Linked DNA regions of Homo sapiens: region 1 is linked to region 2. Evidence: read pairs that join two places in POLR2A ChIA-PET (ENCODE). Cell type or tissue: IMR-90. All regions are shown on one strand. Links, peaks and the distances in the headings refer to the core of each region. The heading gives the core; the rest is flanking DNA.

What was found. ChIA-PET counts read pairs that join two places held together with the same protein. Peaks named below come from ENCODE experiments on the same cell type or tissue, not always from the same donor. Only the 100,000 strongest peaks of a DNase experiment are listed, where the experiment ranks them.
Region 1: POLR2A ChIA-PET joins it to region 2 with 18 read pairs; 2 of 35 experiments call an interaction of 5 or more read pairs at or near these places.

The regions. Positions count from the first base shown.
Region 1 is chr4:76,312,439-76,323,790 of GRCh38, reverse strand. CCDC158 (coiled-coil domain containing 158) reads left to right here. Exons shown (of 25, transcript NM_001394954.1): 24 at 382-489; 25 at 10,545-10,752. The coding sequence ends at 10,621. Among named protein-coding and RNA genes, the nearest start is that of STBD1, 11 kb to the right of the region's middle. In IMR-90, for the core only: no CTCF peak of the experiment used is centred there; no DNase peak of the experiment used is centred there.
Region 2 is chr4:76,069,250-76,081,416 of GRCh38, reverse strand. ART3 (ADP-ribosyltransferase 3 (inactive)) reads right to left here and starts at 6,708. Exons shown (of 12, transcript NM_001130016.3): 1 at 6,598-6,708; 2 at 5,459-5,536. The coding sequence starts at 5,527. In IMR-90, for the core only: no CTCF peak of the experiment used is centred there; no DNase peak of the experiment used is centred there; H3K27me3 peaks cover 390 bases.

The DNA of each region.
Region 1 (11,352 bases), core at 3,353-11,352, 240 kb before region 2:
ATACTCCCTCAAACCCCAAGTTAATCAAACTACTCAGGCTTGGTACGAAAAGCTGTCATTTATAATGCAGAATGCATCATTAAACTTGAAGTGTTCTTTTCACCCATCTTATTTAATATTATGTAGTTAAATAATGATACATCGGATTGGTTTGAGCACAATCAAATAGGCTAGCATTGCAATATTTAGATAAAACTCATTTTTCTCTCTTTTAAAATCATGTTTTAGAGTTTCCTTTAAGTGTTATAGCTCTTTTAGAATTTGTCATGAAAAAAAGTTCCCTTTATTTTAAAGAAAAATTGTTTAGCCTTTAATTCAAAGATTTCTAAAAGGAAATGTTGAGTAGACTTTTAATATCACATCTAAGCAATTTTCTAATAGATTCACAGTCTCCGCCAATAGAAACAACAGGAAAAACATGCAGGAAGCTTCAGAACAGACTAGAAAGCTTGCAAACTCTGGTAGAAGATTTACAGCTGAAGAACCAAGGTACAGTGTACGTTTTTGGAGAGATCTTCCTCGCTCATGAGAATGTTCACCTTCTTTTCAGATTAAGCCTCCTGTCTATAGACCTGCTGAAAGGGTATTGAATTAACAACTGTAAACTGAAGTCTAAATATAAGGGTCTTAACCATTAATAGCCCCTGGATTAATTGTGTGACCATGGGCAGGTCACTCTTGCCCTGCTATACTCTCTTATCTAATGGGGATGACAATCCTGCCGGCCATCCCTCAGGAGGAGTGGTTTTGAGGTTCTGAGTGGCTTGTCACATGGGACTTTCCCACACACCGTCTTTCTTGTTGCTATTAGGTCTATAGATAAACATTTATACAATAATAGCCAAGAAAAGAGTATAGTCAATAGCAAGAAAGCAAAATAATGGTATTTATCTTTACACAGGATTTAAATTAGCATAGCACTATAAGACACTATGCCACCCAACGAATCACAAAATAAAAAGAATCCACTTCTAAAAATGCTAAAACTATTTGAATAAGAAACTGTTCTAATCTGCAGATGACCAGCAGCTTTTTGGGCATAAGTTCTAAGTACCATGAATATGGGGGAGCCCTCATGATTCATGCTTTTATAACCCGCCTTCATGAATCCAGGAGCCTTTATCAGAGAGAAATGAATTTTGAAGTACATTTTTTATGCCATCTTTTCTATCCCTAGAAAACAATAAATTGCTGGGTAAAGGAAAATACTATTCTAAGAACGAATCTTCATAAAATAAACTTAACCTTATTAATAATAATAGTTGCTATTTACACTTAATTGAGCACTTCCCAACTGTGTGCCAGGCCTTTTACTCAGAGCTTCACTTGCGTTTTCTTCATGTAATTTTCACAACAACATTGGGAAATGGGTACTGTTATTACAGCATTTGAAAATGAGGAAACTGAAGATAAAAGAACAGTCAATAAATTCCAAGTCACAGTGAAGAGTAGATCGGGGACTTGGCCTCTGCAATTTCTGACTCCAAAATCCACATGTTTTTAATATAGTAAGGCTTTAGCAAATTGTTGTTGAAGAAAATTCCAAGTCCCTGTGATAACCCAAGACCCCTATGTATATGAACATTAGGAAAAGCATTTGGTTTTAAGTTTATTGTGAATTTGTGGGGTTTTAGCATTTTTTTTTAAATTTCAATAGTTTGGGGGGAACATGTGGTGTTTAGTTACAGGGAAAAGTTCTTTAGTGGTGATTTCTGAGATTTTGGTGCACCCATCACCCAAGCAGTATATGATGTATCTTTTTTCCCTCACCCACCTCCCACCCTTCCCCCAAGTCCTCAACGTCCATCGTATTATTATTATGCCTTTGCGTCCTCATAGCTTAGCTCCCACATATAATGAGAACATACAATGTTTGTTTTTCTTTTCCTGAGTTACTTCACTTAGAATAATGGTCTCCAACTCCATGCAGGTTGCTACAAATGCCATTATTTTATTCCTTTTTATGGCTGAGTAGTATTACATGGTGTGTATATATATACATATATATATTTATTATATATATATAAAAAATATATATATTTACATATATATGTGTACACACCATGTAAATATATCATATATATATATACACACACCATGTAAATATATATATATATAAAAATATACATGGTATATATATGGGGGAAGAATGGGAGGTGGCTGAGGTGTGTGCATATATATATAATATATTATATTATATATATATACACACCATGTAATAGTCTCTCTATATATATAGATAGATCGATATAATTTTCTTTATCCACTAGTTGGTTGGTGAGCATTTAGGCTGGTTCCATATTTTTGCAATTGTGAATTTTGTTGCTATAAACATGCGTGTGCAAGTGTCCTTTACATATAATGACTTCTTTTCCTCCAGTAGTGGGATTACTGCATCAAATGGTAGTTCTACTTTTAGTTGTTTAAGAAATCTCTGTACTGCTTTCCATAGTTGTTGTACTAGTTTACAGTGTAAAAGTGTTCCCTTTTTACCACATCCACACCAACATCTGTTGGTCATATTTTTAACTTATGTCATATTTTTAAATTATGGCCATTCTTGCAGGAGTAGGTAGTATCATACTGTTGTTTTGATTTGCATTTCCCTGATCATTAGTGATGTTGAGCATTTCTTCATATGTTTGTTGACCATTTGTGTATCTTCTTTTGAGAATTGTCTATTCATGTCCTTAGCCGACTTTTTAATGGGATTATTTGTTTTTTTCTTGCTGATTCGATTGAGTTCCTTGTAGATTCTGGATATTAGTCCTTTGTCAGATGCACAGTTTGCAAATATTTTCTTCCACTCTGTGGGTTGTCTGTTTACTCTGCTGCTTATTTCTTTTGCTATGCAGAAGCTTTTTAATTTAACTAGGTCCCATCTATTTATCTTTGTGTTTGTTGCATTTGCTTTTGGGTTCTTGGTCATGAACTCTTGTCTAACCCAATGTCTACAAGAGTTTTTCTGATGTTATCTTCTAGAATTTTTGTGGTTTCAGGTCTTAGGTTTAGGTCTTTGACCCATCTTGAGTTGAAGTTTCATTCTTCTACATGCCACTTGCCAATTATTCCAGCACCATTTGTTAAATAGGGTGTCCTTTCCCCACTTTATGTTTTTGTTTGCATTGTCGAAGATCAGTGGCTGTAAATTTTTGGCTTTCTTCCTGGGTTCTCTATTCTGTTCCATTGGTCTATGTGCCTATTTTTATACCAGTACCATGCTGTTTTGGTGATGATAGCCTTGTAGTATAGTTTGAAGTCAAGTAATGTGATGCCTCCAGATTTGTTCTTTTGCATAGTCTTGCTTTGGCTATGTGGGATCTTTTTTTTGTTCCTTATGAATTTTAGGAATGTTTTTTCCAGTTCTGTGAAGAATGATGATGGTATTTTGATGGGAATTGCATTGAATTTGTAGATTGCTTTTGGCAGTATGATCATTTCCACAATACTGATTCTACCCATCCATGGGCATGAAATGTGTTTCCATTTGTGTGTGTTGTCTATGATTTCCTTCAGCAGCATTTGTAGTTTTTCCTGTAGCGATTGTTCATCTCCTTGGTTAGGTATATTCCCAAGTATTTTATTTTTCTTGCAGCTGTTATAAAAGGGGCTGGGTTCTTGAATTGATACCAAGCTTGGTCATTGTTGGTGTGTAGCAATGGTACTGATTTGTGTACATTGATTTTGTATCCTGAAACTTTACTGAATTCATTTATCAGATCTAGGAGCTTTGTGGATGAGTCTTTAAGGTTTTCTAGGCATAGGATCATATCATCAGCAAACAGCAATAGTTTGACTTCCTCTTCACCCATTTGGATGCCCTTTATTTCTTTCTCTCGTCTGACTGCTCTGACTAGGACTTCCAGTACAATGTTGAATAGCAGTGGTGAAAGTGGGCATCCTCGTTTTGTACAAGTTCTCTTGGAAAATGCTTTCAATTTTTCCCCTTTCAGTATAATGTTGGCTATGAGTTTGTCATAGATGGTTTTGGTTACCTTGAGGTATGTCCCATCTGTGCCGATTTTGCCGAGGGTTTTCATTATAAAGGGATGCTGGATTTTGTCAAATGATTTTTCTGCATTTTTTGAGATGATGATATGATTATTGTTTTCAATTCTGTTTGTGTGATGTATCATATTTATCAACTTGAGTAGGTTAAACCATCCCTGCATCCCTGGTATGAAACCCACTTGATCATGGTGTATTATCTTTTTGATATGGTGTTGGATTCAGTTAGCTAATATTTTGTTGTGGATTTTTGCATCTATGTTCATCATGGACATATATATATATATATATATATATATATATATATATATATATATTTTTTTTTTTTTTTTTTTTTTTTTTTTTTTTTTGATACGGAGTCTTGCTCTGTCACCCAGGCTGGAGCGCAGTGGCATGATCTCAGCTCACTGCAACCTCCACCTGTCGGGTTCAAGTGATTCTCCTGCCTCAGCCTCCTGAGTAGCTGGGATTACAGGCACATGCCACCATGCCTAGCTAATTTTTTTTTTTTAAGATGGAGTCTTGCTCTGTTGCCCAGGCTAGAGTGCAGTGGCACGATCTCAGCTCACTGCCAGCTCTGCCTCCCGGGTTCACACCATTCTCCTGCCTCAGCCTCCCAAGTAGCTGGGACTACAGGCGCCCACCAGCACGCCTGGCTAATTTTTTGCATTTTTAATAGAGACAGGGTTTCACTGTGTTAGCCAGGATGGTCTTCATCTCCTGACCTCAAGATCTGCCCACCCCAGCCTCCTAAAGTGCTGGGATTACAGGCGTAAGCCACCGCGCCTGGCCACTCCCAGCTAATTTTTGTATTCTTAGTAGTGATGGGGTTTCACCATGTTGGCCAGGCTGGTCTCGAACTCTTGACCTCGTGATCTGCCCACCTTGGCCTCCCAAAGTGCTGGGATTGCAGGTGTGAGCCACTGCACCCGGCATCATCATGGATATTGGTCTGTAGTTTTCTTTTTTTGTTATGTCCTTTCCTGGTTTTAGTATTAGGATGATACTGACTTCATAGAATATGTGGATTTTTGCATCTGTGTTCATCATGGATATTGCTCTGTAGTTTTCTTTTTTTGTTATGTCCTTTCCTGCTTTTAGTATTAGGGTGATACTGACTTCACAGAATGATTTAGGGAAGATTCCCTATTTCTTTATGTTTGAAACAGTTTCATTAAGATGGGTACCAATCCTTTTTTAATGCCTGATAGAATTCAGCTGTGAATCCATCTGGTCTTGGACTTCTTTTTGTTGGCATTTTTTTAATTACTGTTTCAATCTCACTACTTGTTATTAGTCTCTTCAGAGTTTCTGTTTTTTTTCCTAGCTTAATCAGGAGGGTTGTATATCTCCAGGAATTTTCCATCTCCTCTAGATTCTCTAGTTTGTGCACATAAAAGTGTTCATAGTAGCCCTAAATGATCTTTTGTATTTCTGTGGTATAAGTTGTAAAATCTCTCATTTCATTTCTAATTGAGCTTATTTGGATCTTCTATCTTCTTTTCTTGGTTAATCTCACTAATGGTCTAATAATTTTATCTTTTTAAAGAACAAGCTTTTTGTTTCATTTGTCTTTTGTATTGTTTTTTATTTATTTACTTCAATTTCATTTAATTCTGTTCTGATCTTTGTTATTTCTTTTCTTCTGCTGGGTTTGGGTTTAGTTTGTTCTTGTTTCTCTAGTTCCTTGAGGTGTGACCTTAGAGTGTCTATTTGTGCTCTTTCAGACTTGTTTATGTAGGCATTTAAGGCTATTAACTTTCCTTTTAGCACCACTTTTGCTGTATCCTAGAGGGTATGATAAATTGTGTCACTAGTTTCATTCAGTTCGAAGAATTTTTAAATTTTCATCTTGATTTCATTATTGATCCAAAGATGATTCCAGAGTAGATTATTCAATTTCCATGTATTTATATAGTTTTGAGGGTTCCTTTTGGAGTTAATTTCTAGTTTTATTCCACTGTGGTCTGAGAGAATACTTGATATCATTTTGCTTTTCTTAAATTTGTTGAGACTTGTTTTGTGGCCTATCATTTGGTTTACCTTGGAGAATGTTCCATGGGCTAATGAAAAGAATGTATATTCTGCAGTTGTTGGGTAGAATGTTCTGTAAATATCTGTTAAGTCTGTTTGTTCTAGGATATAGTTTAAGTTCATTGCATTGTTTAGGTGCATTGTTTTTTGTTGTTGTTGTTGACTTTCTGTCTTGATGACCTGTCTAGTGGTATCAGTGGAATATTGAAGTCCTCCACTATTATTGTATTAGCATCTATTGCATTTATTAGGTCTAGTAGTAATCATTTTATAAATTTGGGAGCTCCAGTGTTAAGTGCATATATATTTAGGATTGTGATATTTTACTGTTGGACTGATCCTTTATCACTATATAATATCCCTCTTTGTCTTTCTGAACTGTTGTTGCTTTAAAGTGGGTTTTGTCTGATATAAGACTAGCTACCCCTGTTCGTTTGTGGTATCCATTTGCATGGAATATCTTTTTCCATCCCTTTACCTTAAGTTTATGTGAGTCCTTGTGCATTAGGTGAGTCTCTTGAAGACAGCAGATACTTGGTTGGTAGATTTTTATCCTTTCTGCCATTCCGTATCTTTAAGTGGCACATTTAGGTCATTTACATTCAATGTTAGTATTGAAATACGAGATACTGTTTTGTTCATCCTACTAGTTGGTGCCTGAATTACCTTGGTTTTTTTTTTCATTGTGTTATTGTTTTATAGGCCCTGTGAGATTTATGCTTTAAGATGGTTCAATTTTGGTGTGTTTTGAGGTTTTATTTCAAGATTTAGAATTCCTTTTAGCATTTCTTAGTGATGGTTTGGTACTGGTGAATTCTCTCAGCATTTTTTTTTTTTTTTTTTTTTTTGTCTGCAAAAGACTTTATCTGTCCTTCATTCATGAAGCTTAGTTTTGCTGGATACAAAATTATTGGCTGGCAATTATTTTGTTTGAGGAGGCTAAAAATATGACCCCAGTTCCTTCTGGCTTGTAGGGTTTCTGCTGAGAAATCTGCTGTTAATCTGATAGGTTTTCCTTTATAGCTTACCTGATACTTTTACTTTGCAGCTCTTAAGATTCTTTCCATCATCTTGACATTAGATAACCTGATGACCGTGTGCCTAGGTGGAGATCTTTTTGCAGTGAATTTCACAGGTATTCTTTGAGCTTCTTGTATTTGAATGTCTAGATCACTAGTGAGTCTAGGGAAATTTTCCTCAATTGTTCCCTTAAATAAGTTTTCTAGACTTTTAGATTCATCTTCTTCCTTATGAACACCAATTATTCTTTGGTTTGGCCGTTTAACATAATCCCAGACTTCTTGGAGGCTTTGTTCAATTTTATTAAATTCTTTTTTCTTTGTCTTTGTCTGATTGGGCTAATTTGAAAGCCTTGTCTTCAAGTTCTGAAGGTCTCTCTTCTACTTGTTCTAGTCTATTGTTGACACTTTCCAGTGCATTTTGTATTTCTATAAGTGTGTCTTTCATTTCCAGAAATTGTGATTGTTTTTCTTTATATCTATTTCTCTGGAGAATTTTTCATCCATATTCTGTATTGTTTCTTAGATTTCTTTAAGTTGGTTTTTACCTTTCTCTGGTATCTCCATGAGTAGCTTAATCAACCTTCTGAATTCTTCATCTGGCAATTCAAAGATTTCTTCTTGGTTTAACTGCATTGCTGGCAAGCTAGTGTGGCCTTTTGGGGATGTTATCAAACCTTGTTTTGTCATATTTCCAGAATCGCTTTTCTGATTCCTTCTGATTTGGGTAAACTATTTCAGTGGAAAAGCCCGGAACTCAAGGTTCAGATTCTTTTGTCCCACAGGGTGACCCCTTGATGTGGTGTCCTCCCCCTCCCCCAAGGGATGGGCCTTCCTGAGAGCTGGACTGCAATGATCATTATTGTTCTTGCACATCTAGCCACTCAGTAGGGCTACCAGACTCGGGGCTGGTGCTGGGAAATTTCTGCAAAGAGTGCTGTGATGTGATTCATCTTCACGTCTCCCAGCCGTGGATACCAGCACCTCCTCTGGTAGAGGACGTAGGGGAGTAAAGTACACTCTGTGAGAGTCCTTGGTCATAGATATGTTTAGTGTCCTGGCTTAATCAAATACTGATTATGCTAGCAGTGATATTTTCACATGGACAGACTTAGTACCTCTGGTTAGCCAGAATGTTGCAGGCAGTGGAATTAGCTGCTGTTTTCTTCTTCCTTGGTGCAGGGTTATTCTATCATTTCTATCATGAGTTACTGTAATGTTCGGAGTTGGTTGGCCTCCAGCCAAGGGGTGGCACTTTCAAGACGGCACAAGCTATGATAGTAGACAGGGGAATGTAAGCTTGCCCTAAGTTGGCCAGGATAAGTATTTGGGTTTATCGGGTGATGTGCAGGGCCATCAAGCTCTCAATAGTTTGTGTGTTTTGTGATCAGCTACCAGGGCAGGGAAAAAAATACCATCAGGTTGGGGCAGAGTTAGGTGGGTCTGAGCTCAGACTCTCCTTGTGTAGGGCTTGCCGTGGCCACTGTGGGGTACGCAGGATGGTTCTTGGGCCAGTGGAGTTATGTTCCAGAGGTGATTTTGGCTGCCTCTGTTGCCAAGGAAGTTGGGGAAAGCCTGTGTGATAGGCCTTACCTAGCTCCCACACAGTTGGCAAGGCCAATCTTGCTCCCACCATGCCCTGCTAACAGCGCCAGTGTCTCCAGGCAGCCAGTGCAGGGTGGTGGTTGGGGGTGGCGGGCAGATCAGACCTTGCCCGTGCTATAAACTTCCCCACTGACAAAGCAAGTATGGCTTTCACGTCTCACCTGCCCCTTCCTGTCTGCCCACACTGTCAGTAGTGGCTTCTGTGCTCCTTTCTGTAGCATTTCCCATTCACCACCCAGATTCCGCTCAAAAGAGTTTGTGCCCAGTTGAAATTATTACAGAGTTCAGTTGGAAGCTTCTTTCACCCTGTGACCACTCCCAAATTCTGCCAGCCACCTTTCCCGAGGGCCCCTGTGAGATATAGTCAGGGATGGCTTCCCTGGGCTCGAGCTGGAGAATGGGAATGCCTCCAAGGCTCTTCCCACTGCTCCTTCTACTTTTATATTTTGCGCTAAATTTGTTCCAGCTCTAGGTAAGGTTAAATCCTTCTCCCGTAATCTGGATTTTCAGGTTCCCCAATGGGGGTATTTGTTGAGAGGCAGGATTTCCCCCTCCACACTTTGGGAACTCACAGTTTTTTACCTATCTTGTGGAATTTGCAGTGGCATGCCACTTTTTTCAAAGTATCTGTAAATTCTTTTGGTTTTCCCAGTATGTTCCTGCAGTGGCTCTTGGAGCAAAAGTCAACAGTGTGAGTCTCCACACGTTGCTCTGTCCATCCAAGTTGGAGCTGCACGTTAGCCCTGTCTCCTATCTGCCATCTTCCTCTCCACATCTATTGTGAGTTTTTTGAAGGAAGATGCATTATCTTATTGATCCTATTTTTACTCACACCATGACATATGTTTCTGAATTTATCTGATGTATGCCACCAAATAATAATCCACATGGAAGATATTTACAAAATAAAAAGACCTTTTTGCTGAATGCAGTGTCTGGATGGGACGCCTCTTGAAAATTCTAAAACAAATATTTTTAGGGGGAATTCTGGGAGGACTGTCAAAACTTGAAGTGCATTTACGCTTTGACCCAGAAATTTCACTTCTAGCAATTTATTCTATAAGAAATGATTGTACAAATGCACAGAAGTGTTTATACAAAAGTATTTATTATAGCAAGAAAGAAAGAAAGAAAAAAGGATGTTTAGAAAAAGGATGTAACCTTTTTTAGTCTGTTTACTAAATTCTAATACATTTGTATAATGAAATACTAGTAAATACTATGCAGTTACAACAAAACATAAGCTGAACTGGAAACTTATTGACGTTTTGTTATATGAAAAAGAAGCTACAGAACAGTCTATAGCATATGTTTTCATTTGTGTAAAGAATAAAACATGTGCACATTCATGTATATGTGCAGATATTCACCAAATTGCTTATGGTAATGACCTCTTGGGCGGAGGCAGATTCCAGCAGATTGAGGGAGCAGAGACAAAGACTGACCTTCATCTATCTTTGTGTCCTTCTGAGGTGTTTGAATTATTTACAATTAGTATTACTTTTACAATTATCATGCCCATTTAAAACAACTGAGGCTGGGCACAGTGGCTTATGTCTGTAATCCTGACACTTTGGGAGACCGAGGCAGGAGGATTGCTTGAGGCCAGGAGTCTTAGACCACCCTGGGCAACATAGAGAGACCCTGTCTCTACAAAATAAATAAGTAAATAAAACACCTGAAACACTAAAGATTTACCCTTAGCTCTCTTCCATAACACCAACCTTTTCAAAAATATGCTACATCACAATTTTTAAGAATGTCTTGAGCTCAGAACATGTCTATTCTATACTATCAAGCTGATCTTTTAAGTAGCACATAGTAGAATTAAAGCCTAAGTAGATTTTGTTATTCTAACTGTTTTATCAACATTTTCAGCAATGTCTTCAATGATCAGAAATCAAGAAAAGAGGATACAGAAAGTAAAAGACCAGGAAAAAATGTTACTAAAATGACTCGTTGCTTGCCTATTCTTTACAGAGGAATGAGGCCCAATTAATTGTGGTGTTACTCGTAATTAGTGCCCTGTGTACTTTTTCTTTTTATGTGAAAATTTAATAAAAGATACCCTGTCTTGTAAACTCTATTTTGAAATAAACTATTCTTGAATCCCTCACAGTAAAACTTCAAACATCTACTAGCTAGTATTCATACATTATAACAATTAATACCTATAAAGTATTCATACATAATAAGGTATTATAATTACCTTATAAGGTGATTAATTATAAGATATAATTTGTGCTTATTCTAATATATTGGAATAATTGTGGTTTTTTATTGTTACTGGTCCCAAGACAATAGAATCTATTTTATTTATTTTATTCTACTTAAATTTTAATTTAATTTAAATGTTTTATTCAATCTAATTTAGCTTCAAAAAAAATCTGGGGGAAGAACTACTTTCACATGAAAGTGAAAGACGTGGTGTAATACCAAGGACAGAGGACAAATTTCAGCATACTAACAGGGGCTCATTTTGTGACTGTGAACTCACTGTTCTGTCAATATCAGTGAGGGTAATCAGATAACCTAACATCAGGGCCCCCAGTCAAAACTTTTACAAAAGTTTCCCTTTTTTGCATATTAATAATAGTAAAGAAAATGATTTTGTTACTCTTTAGCAAGTTGGTAACTTCTAGATTATATCTATTCAGTCTGCTTTAATTAAATTTTAATAAATTAG
Region 2 (12,167 bases), core at 2,745-10,744:
ATAACACATAATGACAAACATTACCCTTTTCCTTTGGGGTTGCCCCCTCCCTTGTCCATATGGCCTGGGTAGAAATGATTTTGCACCTCCTGGATAAGCAGGTGATCTAAAGTCTAGCAATCAGAGCTCCCAGAGGAAAAAAATGGATCTTTCTTCCTCTAAAGCTGTAAGCTCTAAGGATAATATTGGCCTAGGGCTTCCAACAGTTATTCTTTAGTCCCATGGAGAATTCTGTCTTAAAATAAAGCAACAAATAAGGCTTGCTGAGCTGAGAGGTAGAGATGAGGACCCGAAAACATACTTTAGACGCTGGGCCTAACTGTACTCTTCACCAGTTGTAAGAATCAATAAATTCCCTGTTTGCTTCAGCTAGTTTGAACTGTATTTCAGTCACATACAACTGAAGAGGCATAATACCACATACAACTAAATTATACATATACATATGTTCACATAACATAAGAAGCAGGGTGGTGTAATGTAATTAACACCACTTTGAAGCCAGGCAGATCAGAGTTCAAATCCCATTTGTTACTAACTAGGTATGGGAAAGTTACTTGACATTTCTAATCCTCAAGTTTTCAATTTTAAAAAAAATTAGGATAAAAGGCCAGGTGCAGTGGCTCATGTCTGTAATCCCAGCACTCTGGGAGGCCGAGGCGGGCAGATCATGAGGTCAGGAGTTCAAGACCAGCCTGGCTAACATGATGAAACCCCATCTCTACTAAAAATACAAAAATTAGCTGAGCGTAGTGGCAGGCGCCTGTAATCCCAGCTACTTAGGAAGCTGAGGCAGGAGAATCGCTTGAAACCAGAAGGCGGAGGTTGCAGGGAGCGGAGACTGCACCACAGCACTCCAGCCTGGGCAAAAGAGCAAAACTCCATCTCAAAAAATAAAAAATAAATTAAAAAAGGAAGACAAAGTGGAGGAAATAGTATTTAACTGTGGGATGGCTGTGAGAATTAAATTATGTAATGAACATATGCAAAGCCCTCTGCCCCATGCCTGGCACATATCAAGTCTTTAACATGCCGTGGTTATTATTATTTTTTCATAAGGTCTTTCTCCAGTGTGATGTGGTTTTTTTGTATTATTTCATGCTAGGAATATATGTATTATACTGTTAGATCCTTAAGGGTACGGTCTGTATCGTTTTTATCTTTGAATCCTACACACCTAGCACAGAACCTGGCAAAATATTCAAGTGAACTACATTAGAACCCTGTACTCTGGCTTATGGATCAAAAAATAAGATGATCAAATCTCCCCAGGAATACCATTTATGAGTTTCTACAAATAAAAGGATAATGCCTCTTCCATTAGTCTATACTTGTATGGTGCATAGTTGCATAAGTCTGCTTAGGGACCTCAGTTGGAGACTTTATAGACATATTTAGCTAGAAGCTGTTAAAGTTACAGATTCAAAAAAAAAGTTACAGGTTCTATGTGAATGATACTTAAAAACTCTCTCTCTCTCTCTCTCTGTGTGTGTGTGTGAGAGAGAGAGAGAGAGTGAAAGAGAGAGAGACAGAGAGAGAGAGACAGAGATACTAACTTGTAAACGCAAAACAAAACTTGCTTCCATATCCTGCTCTAGGTATCTCCTTTCCCATCTCTCTTCTCTCCCTCACGAACAAACATCTTGAAAGAGATGTCTGTCCTTGCCATCTCCACTTCATTTCCCACGTATAGCTCAACCCTCCCCATTATGGCTTCCCACCCATTTCTCCACCCAAACAGCTCTCACTTAAGGGAGCATTTCTTCTTAGACTCTTTTGCAGACCCAACATATTCCAGTTAGCCATTAAATGTTGGAGTTCCTCAAGGCTACGTATTTTCTAACTCTCAACTCTACGCTCCCCAGGCAGTTATATACATGCTTACAGTTTCAATTATGATCTAAATATATCTGATCTATCCTGTAAGTGCCAGTCCTATATATCAAATTTATCTGCCTACTTAACACCTCCACTTGAATGTTCAAAGAACCTTCATACGTAACATGTCTAAGACGAAACTTACAATCGTACAGCCACAACGACCTGGTTCTTATTTAAAACCATTTTTCATTTGTGAACTTTTCCTACATATTTCCTTCTCAGACACACTGGGTGGACACTCTATCACTAAGTTTAACAAACATCTCCAGAGTTCTTTCTATATGCCAGGCACTAAGTGTTCGGCAACCTTGTGAGGTAGGTACTATTATTAGCCCCCCGCCTTTTTTTTTTTTTTTTTTAACAAAGATGAGGAAACTAAGAGATTGAGACTTACATGGAATTGGAATTTGATCTCAGGCAGTCTAATTCCAGAGTCTTGTCCTTTTTTTTTTTTTTAGACGGAGTCTCGCTCTGCCGCCCAGGCTGGAGTGCAGTGGCACTATTTCGGCTCACTGCAAGCTCCGCCTGCCGGGTTCACGCCATTCTCCCGCTTCAGCCTCCCCAGTAGCTGGGACTACAGACGCCCGCCACCACGCCCGGCTAATTTTTCTGTATTTTTAGTAGAGACGGGGTTTCACCATGTTAGCCAGGATGGTCTCGATCTCCCGACCTCGTGATCTGCCTTTCTCGGCCTCCCAAAGTGCTGGGATTACAGGCGTGAGCCACCGTGCCCGGCCGTCTTGTCCTCTTAACCAAACTGTTCTGTTGCCTCTAAAGAATCAGAATGTTTCCAATTATGAAGACCATGGACATTTATGTAGCACTTGAAAAAGAGTGTAATTCTGTCTTCATTACAACATTTATAAAAGGTTAACAAAAAATAGTTAACACCATTTTACAAACGAGGGAATTGTGCCAGCTTCAGAAACTATCTTGATTACTAGCCACAGAGAATTCTGCCATGGAAGTCATTAAGACCCCCGTAGTCCTGGGTTTGTAGGTCAGTTTCCTGACATGGGAATTTGAGCTTCAGGAGATCAAATCACTGCCATCTCATAGCCAAGAAATGCACTTTCCTCCACAGCACAGAATGTACCAGAGTGCAGCTTGGGTGCCAATGCCTGATTTATCTTCAAGACTTCAACACCGTATAAGACACCAGACCCTGAAAACACCTCCCACATTCCTTACATTATATCAGAGTTGATCTACTATGTTCCTGTCTTTTCCCTATGCCTCTAACCAGTCTCCAAATGTCTAATTTTAGACATCAAGTCTTTCTGGCCAGACACCATAGCTGATTGTGTATTTTGTATGGTGCGTGCCTTGAGCAGTGACAAAGTTCATAAATGCCACCACTATTCAGGGACAACTGAACAGATACTAAAAAACAGGTACAAAAGGCTAGGTGAACAAGCTGATTATATTTCTCTGATATAACCACCGAGAAAAAAAGCCCATACTAATGAAATTCAATTACCAAAAATTTCTTACAAAAATATGGAAATGACCTAAAGGTCAAGGAGAGAAACTGGCTAAGCAAATCATGAAACAATTACAGAACAAATACACTTAAATTATGTTGCAAGAGTATATTGAAAACCAAATCAAAACCACAATGAAATACCACTTCATATCCTCTACGATGGCTATAAATGATGAAAAACCAAGTAACATGTAACACAAGGATGCAGAGATATTAGAATCCTAATATACTGCTGGTGGGATTGTAATACCATGCAGCTAGTGTGAAAAAGTTTGGCAGTTCCTAAAAAAGTTAACATAAAATTACCGTACAACCCAGCAATTCCACTACTAGGTGTACACCCAAGAGAAGTGAAACATGTTCACAACAATAGGTAATTTTGCTATGAATCATAAATCATAACCCCCAAATTCATTCTTACATATATATTTCCTATATATAAGTAAACTTTACTCTGTAATGCTACCAAATAACCAAATAGTGTTTGTAGTATCTCAATATGTCAAGACTATATGATTAGAAAATTTTTTAAAAAGAAAAATAAAACACATGTTCACATAAAAACTTGTACATAAATGTTCACAACACCACTATTCGTAATAGCCATAAAGTGGAAACAGCCCAAATGTCCATCAGCTGATAAATGGATAAACAAGATGCGGTACGGCCATAAAATAGAATATTACTCGGCTATAAGAAAGAATGAAGTACTGATAGGACTCCTGAGAACATTATGCTAAGTGAAAGAAGCCAGACACAAAAGGTCACATATTGTATGATTCCATTTAGGCGAAATATCCAGAATAGGCAAAACCATAGACACAGAAAGTAGACAGTGGTTGCCAGGGAATGGGGGATGGAGAAAATTGGGGCTGACTGCTAATAAGTACAGGGTTTCTTTTTGGGTTGACGGAAATGTTTTGCAATCAGATAGTGGTGATGGTTGCAGAACATAATGAATATACTGAAACCACTGAAGTATACAGCTAAAAATGGTGAATTTTTATGGTATGTAAATTATATTTCAATAAAAAACATACTGCGACACAGGAAACAGGATACACAATGATTCTATAGAAAATGGATTAGAATATTAAATTCAAAAAAGGATAACAGTTTAAGAATTTAAGATATTTTTAAAAAGGCATCTAAAATGGTGCACAAATACCCACAAGTAATGTGGCAGCTAACAACGTGGGGAAAAAAAATCAAGTGAAATATTATATTTTACATAAAAATATGTTACAGGATGCTTAAAGAGTCAATTGCAAATAAAATCATAAAAGTTCTGCCAGAAAAAAAATGTGGGAAAATGGTCATTAATTAAAAAACATGTAATCAAACAATGCAGCATTATCTTATTTGGAGAAAAACATATATTCAGAATATCTGATGACATGCGTGACATGCAGCATAGTATTAACTTAAAATGCAAAGAAAAAATTCTATGTACAGTGTGAACCCATTTTTGTAAATTAAAAACAGTATACACATAGAAAAAAGCCAAGAAGCCTGTATACACCAACAGGTTGGGAATCATTCCCTCTGAGTGGAGGAATTATGAATAATCTTTACTTTCCTCTTTTTGCTTAATTTTAATTTTTTCAACTTTTTACAGTTAATCTGTCACATATTTAAAATGAAAAGAGCTACTTATAATTAATTTACCTATCCTACCTACTTTCATTTCCACCATCAAGCCACACAGATGCCTCAGGTAATGTTATATCAAGAATTTCCATTCCAGGCCAAGCGCGGTGGCTCACGCCTGTAATCCCAGCACTTTGGGAGGTCGAGGTGGGCGGATCATGAGGTCAGGAGATCGAGACCATCCTGGCTAACATGGTGAAAACCCGTCTCTACCAAAAATACAAAAAATTAGCCAGGCGTGGTGGCAGGCGCCTGTAGTCCTAGCTACTGGGGAGGCTGAGGCAGGAAAATGGCATGAACCTGGGAGGCGGAGCTTGCAGTGAGCCGAAATCGAGCCACTGCACTCCAGCAGTCTGGGCGACAGAGAGAGACTCCGTCTCAAAAAAAAAAAAAAACGAATTTCCATTCCAATGACCACATGCTTCCCATTCCCAACATTACCTGGAAAATGTCCACTAGAATCATGGTTGCCAGCAGCATGGTGACTATTTCAAAATGTCCCGTCTTCATTTTTCTCTTCTAAATTAAAATAAAGAAATTTCAATTCAGTAGACTCAAAAAAGAGGTGTAGGGAAGTAGAATAGGATGACACTGCGTATTTTTTCATTTAGAATGTGAGTGGATAGCATGATGGTCAGGAAGTGATTATCAATAAATTCCTAACGGGCTACAAGAGCCATTAGGCTTTATCTAGTGGTCTAATGCTCTCATTCTACAGACGAGGAAACAAAAACACCTTAGAATTTCAGTGATTTGCTCAAGATTAAATCTGTGCATTTCCATACTCCTCCAGACATGTCATCTCTCCCACCACAGTCACTGGGAGTCATATTTTCTTCCCATCTCTAAATCTCCCCTCAGCGTGCACAGGAAATAACACAATCAGACTAAAAAACAGCAGTCTCAAATTGGTCCCCTAGCTCCCAGTTTCTAAGAATTCCCCAGGAATATGTCCATGCACATTATCCATTCTTCTATCCTCTTTGCACATTGTCATGCCCTTTTGAGTGGGACAGAGGAGATGATGAGGTCAGTAGTGGTACAAAGCAGTGGATTGTCAGAGATGGCCCCCTTCCCCCAAATACAATCAAGAGAAGCCCGAGGGTAAAATAAGTGTCTTACATAACTTTCTGAAGGCGGGAACAAGAATAAGAAGGAACTGGGTAGGCAGCAATTCTAAGATTATACAACTATTGGCCGAATGCCTAATATTCATCCCAGTATTTATGATAATGTAACTCAAATGAAGCTTCTATTTTACCCTACCAATCACCATATTCTGGATTCTAAAAATGAGAATGAACAGCACAGGGGAAGGGAGAAGTCTTCCCTTTTATAGATCATTTTGGCCTCAGTTTCCCATATTTCTTCAGAAGCAGTTTTGTTTTGTTTTTACTAAAAATACTAAAATATAGTACCAACATGCTACTTTGTGTTAAACTTCTCTTTCCAAAAAAGATTTGAATATAAGATGATAGATATCTGTCACAAGGCAATATGTTTTAAGCAAGCTTTGATCAGGATTTTCCTAAAAATTGTTCATTTCTTTAGTCTGAGTGTAAATAAGTCAAAAGGTTTACCTGGCTTTTGTGCCTTTGGAGGAAGTTTAAGTGATGCTAGGCCTCAAACTGACTCCCCACTCTCAGTTGTGGTAAGCAAGTCTTCAGGATGGGATGTTGTTGACAGTGAGAGCTGAGACAGGAATGCTTTTCTTTTTATAAACACCCCCAGCAGTAGCTTGGCAGTGGCACACTACGCTACTTGTGTTCTGCTATTTATATCTGGCCCCCCCACACTATGCCTTGGAATCACTGCTGTTAACACTTTAAATCTCCAAGAGGCTTGTAAAGCCATAGCAATTCCCTTTAGCCACACAGCACATTCAGTTCTGAGCCCACAGTTCTGGGCTTCTCTCAGAGAGAAATGACTTCCCATTCCTAATCCTTTGACACTGAGATATCAAACTAAAGCATGGATTTTACTCTAGGCTAAGTGATTCACATAACTAGGGAAACTTGCTCTGTTAATCACTGGCAATGGTGACAGCTATCACCATTCGCTCAACTAGCTTACTATATTTCAGGTACCTCGTCAGGAGTCGGGATACATAAGCAAGTAAAACAAAGTACTAAAAAGCACTCAAAATCTAATAAAAAACATGAATACGCATACTTAACCAAAATACAACATGTTAAGAATCCCAAGTATAGACAAAGTCCAGTGATAACATTAAGGAGGGAAGGATTTGGTAATGCCTGCAACTACAGCTGTCATTTGAGTAACGCATACATGGTAAATATACTGACTGCAATGCTGAGGAACACTTAGGGTTCACTGACTGTGGATTTAAAAAACACAAAAATGTCCAAAGAAATTCACGCATACATACACCAAAATACATTAATAGAATGTTGATAGTAGCACTATTCATAATAACCCCCAAACTGGAAACCAAATATCCATCAACAGTAGAATGGTTAGACTGTAAGTGAAATTTTATATAGCAATGAAAACGAACAAACTCTGACCATATATAACAATGTGGATAAATCTCACAAACAAAATTTTGAGTAAAAAAAGAGATACAAGCATGTTTATACTGTATGATTTAATTTATATCAAGAACAAAATTAGGCAAAACACTTCCAAGGCATGAGAAGTCAGAATAGTGGTCACCCTGGGTAGTAGCTAGTAACTGGAAAGGGCACAGAGGAGCATCTGAGATGTTAGCTGGGTTCTGCTTTTTGCTATGGATGCCAATTACATTGACAAATTCAGTTTGTGAAAATTCAGTGAGCTATATACTTATGATATGTGTTTTTTTTGTACACACATATATTACTTCAAGAAAACATTTTAAATTATCATGAAATACACCTATATTTACAAAATCCAACTCTACTCTTTAGAATAGAGATATGTTCCAACCTTTTCCCACCTCACTGGCTTGGCAATCCAAGATTAAATACACAGCACAGACTCACTCCCAGAAATAATATGATTTTTTAAAAAGCAGGAGTTTGGTTAGAAAGAAAAAAGAAAGTTTGCATGTCTTCAGGCCTTAGGCTCACAACAACCTGCTTTTAAGTTCCAAGCATGTAGGCCTACAGGAAATGAGGTAGAGAAGTTCTCCTGTCGCTGGCCTCCATTCCTGTTTTGTTCCAGTTTTTAACCAAATTTCTTTCATTCATTCATTGAACAAATATTTGAGTCCTTAAAATGTGCTAGGAACTGTTTTAGGTACTAGAGATATACCAGTGAACGAAATGGATAAATATCTTGCCTTTGTGAAGTTTATATTCTTGTGAGGGAAGGCAGTCAAATAACTAAAATAAGTACGTAAATTATGCAAGTATGTTAGAATGTAGTGAGTGCTATGGTTTTGGCTTTTGTTTATAAGTAGCACAAAGGAGACTAGGAGCGCATGGAGTGTTTGCAATTTAAATTGGATTGTTAGGGAAGACTCACTGAAAGGTGGTATTTGAGCAAAGACTTGAAAGAGATCAGCCATGAAGACTGTGGCAGTCAAACACAGTGAACAGCACGTACTAAAGCCCTGAGACAAGAATATGCCTACTTTTGTTTGAGGAATAGTAAGCAGGCCAATATGGTTGGAACATTAGAGTAGTACAAGATAAGGTCAGAGATGTAAGGGGGTGGTGGGAAGACCATGTCAATCTCTGCAGGCCACTGTAAGAACACTGGCTTTCACTCTAAGAGAAAAGGAGCAAATCACAGGTTTTAAAAAGAGGTATAACATGATCTGATTTATTTTTTAAGAGGATCACTCTGGCTGTTATGCTGAGAATGGTCTGTAGGGTGAATGTAAGAAGACTAAATGACAGGTTATTATAATAATGCAAGCAGAGATTATGGTGGCTTGAATCAGGAAGGCAGCATTAAACGTAATGAGAAGTAGATGTGTGTGTATGTGTGTTGTTGCTGTTGCTGAGGTGGTATGAAGTGGATGTCTGAGTGTATGTTTATGTTGTTGCTTTGTTGTTTCTTTGGTTGTTAGAAACAGGCCATTTTTATTTGAGCCTGTTAAAAATCCGACTTTTGTAGATTAGACACAGTATTTCCTGATACGATAAGGAAAAGCATTTGTGGGTTCTAAAAGTCTACTGTATTTTCAAAAATGTAATAACTCACAAAAAAGTAAATGGAAATGATCTATAAAGATATCAATTTATTATACAGTTAAAGTGTTTGTAATCTCAGAGATTTGGAAGCCAGGGCAGGAGGATGGCTTGAAGCCAGGAGTCCTAGCCTGGGCAACACAGGGAGACCTTGTCTCTACAAAAAAATTTTAAAAATTAGCCAGGTGCAGTGGCACATGTCGGTAGTCCTAGCTACTTGGGAGGCTAAGACAGGAAGATCTCTTGAGCCCAGGAGTTGCAGATTACAGTGAGCTATGATGGTGCCACTGCACCCCAGCCTGGTCAACAGAGTAAGACCCTGTCTCAAAAACAAAAACAAAAACAAAAAAAAATGTTTAGACTTAAATGCAGGATATAATTTGAAGATTGAGGCAATAGGATGTACTGACAAACTAGATGTGGGCTGCAAGAAAAAGAGGGGAGTAAAGAATAGTTCCAAGATTTTTAGCTTGAATAGCTGGAAGGATGGAGTTGTCATTGATTGACATGGAGAAGACCGTGTGTGGAAAAAGTATCCTGGAACTCAAGTGAAGAAAATACTTACAAAAGAAAGGAAAGATCAAATGTGTTAAAAGCTTCTGATAGGTCAAGTAAGATGAGGACTGAGAACTGACCATTGGATTTAGCAATGTGGAGGATATTGAAAGTTTTGTTTAAGAGCAGGTCTGATAGAAGAGTGGAGATGAAAGCCTGGTTAGAATGGCCTAAGAAAGAATGAAAAGAGGAATTGGAGACATTGGAGATGGTTAATATCTTCAACTCTTTCAAGGAGTTTTTCTATAAAGGACATAAAAGGAATGAGGCAGTATAGCTTGATGGTGGGACCAGGGAAAAGGTAAAGAAGAGAGTCCAAGAATTTTTTTTTTTTTTTTGAGATGGAGTCTCGCTCTGTCACACAGGCTGGAGTGCAGTGGCACGATCTCAGCTCACTGCAGCCTCCGCCTCCCTATCTCGGCTCACTGCAGCCTCTGCCTCCCCAGTTCAAGCGATTCTCCTGCCTCAGATTCCAGAGTAGCTGCCCACTACCAAGCCTGGCTAATTTTTGTATTTTTACTAGAGACGGGGTTTCACCATGTTGGCCAGGCTGGTCTTGAATTCTTGGCCTCAAATGATCCGCCTGCCTTGGCCTTCCAAAGTGCTGAGATTATAGGCATGAGCCACTGTGCTTGGTCAGAAATATTTTTAAAGACAGAAAAAAACCAGCATGTTGGATATGATCTAGTAGATAGAGGAAAAAACTAATAATATAGCAAAGAGAGGGTAGAATGATTGGGTCAATCTTCTTGAGTAGGCAAAAGGGGATGAGACATAGCATACAAGCAGATGAGGTGGCCTTAGATAAGAGCAGGAGAGGTTCATCTAATATGAACAGGAGGAAAGGCACAGTATATTGGCAGATGCTGGAAAGAAGTGGGTTGCAATAAAAATTCTTTTCTACTTGCTTCAATTTTCTCAAAAAAGTAGTAACAAAAGATGATGGTTTAAGTGACAGAGACTTGAAGAAATTGGAGAAAGAATGAAATAGTCATCTAGAAAAGGAGAAGAGTGAATGCCTTATGATTGCTGGGCTGCATTAAGGGGCTACCTGAATTTAAAATGAAATCACTTAAGATGGTTGTATTTTTCTCCAGCTACGTTCAGTTCCATGGTAGATGCAGACTAAGCTAAATTGGATTGAATAAAGACTGTAGCTTTTTCAAGCAAGGATAAAATGATTATTTTATTGAATGATTACGGGCAAAAGATCTGAACTGACACTTCACAAAGGAAGATATATAAATGACAAACAAGTAGAAAACGATGTTCAACATTATTAGCATCAGGTAAATGCAAATTAAAACCACTATACATCCACTAGAATGGCTAAAATTAAAGACTAACAACATAAAATGTTGATGAGAATATGGAGCTACTGAAACTTTCATACATTACTGATGGGAATGCAAGATGATACAGCTATTTTTTAAACAATTTGGCAGTTTTCATAAAGTTAAACTTATATATTTACCATATGACCCCGTAATTCTACTTACAGGAATTCATTATACTTAAAAGAACAGGAATTCATTATACTTAAAAGAAATTATTAAAGTGTATGTTCACACCTGTCAAATGTTCACAGCAGGTTGATTCATAATAGTCAAAAGGTAGAAACAACCCAAATGTCATCAACTGGTAAATGGATAAACAAATGAAATAACACTCAGCAATAAAAAGGAACAAATGTCCTCAAAATGTTAAACATAGGGTTACTACATGATCCAGAAATTTCCCCACTCCTAGGCATATATCTTGGGTATATGCCCAAGATCCAGAAATTCCACTCTGAGGCCTACATCTTGGGTATGTTATATGTGCACACAATCACTTGTGCACAAATGTTCATAGCAGTATTATCTATAATATAATATAAATATAAATATATCTATAAATATAATAGTCAAAAAGTGGTCTAGATTTCAGTCCAAATGTCCACCAACTAGTAAATGGATATACAAACTGTGATATACCCACACACTGGAATATTATTCCACAATAAAAAGGAATTAAGGCCGGATGCAGTGGCTCATGCCTGTAATCCCAGGACTTTGGGAGGCCAAGGCAGGCGGATCACTTGAGATCAGGAGTTCGAGACTGGCCTGGCTAACATGGTGAAACCGTGTATCTACTAAAAATACAAAAATTAGCCAAGTGTGGTGGCGCGTGCCTGTAATCCCAGCCATTAGGGAGTCTGAGGCAGGAAAATCGCTTGAACCCGGAAGGTGAAGGTTGCAGTGAGCTGAGATAGTGCCACCGCACTCCAGCCTGGGTGATAGAGACAGACTGTGTCTCAAAAAAAAAAAAAAAAAAAAAGGAATTAAGTACTGATACATTTACATGAAATGTCCAGAGTAGACAGATCTATACAGACAGAAAGTAGATTATTGATTTTTTTAGGGCTGGACGTATAATGGGGAAATGAGGAAGACTGTTAATGCGTACTAGGCTTC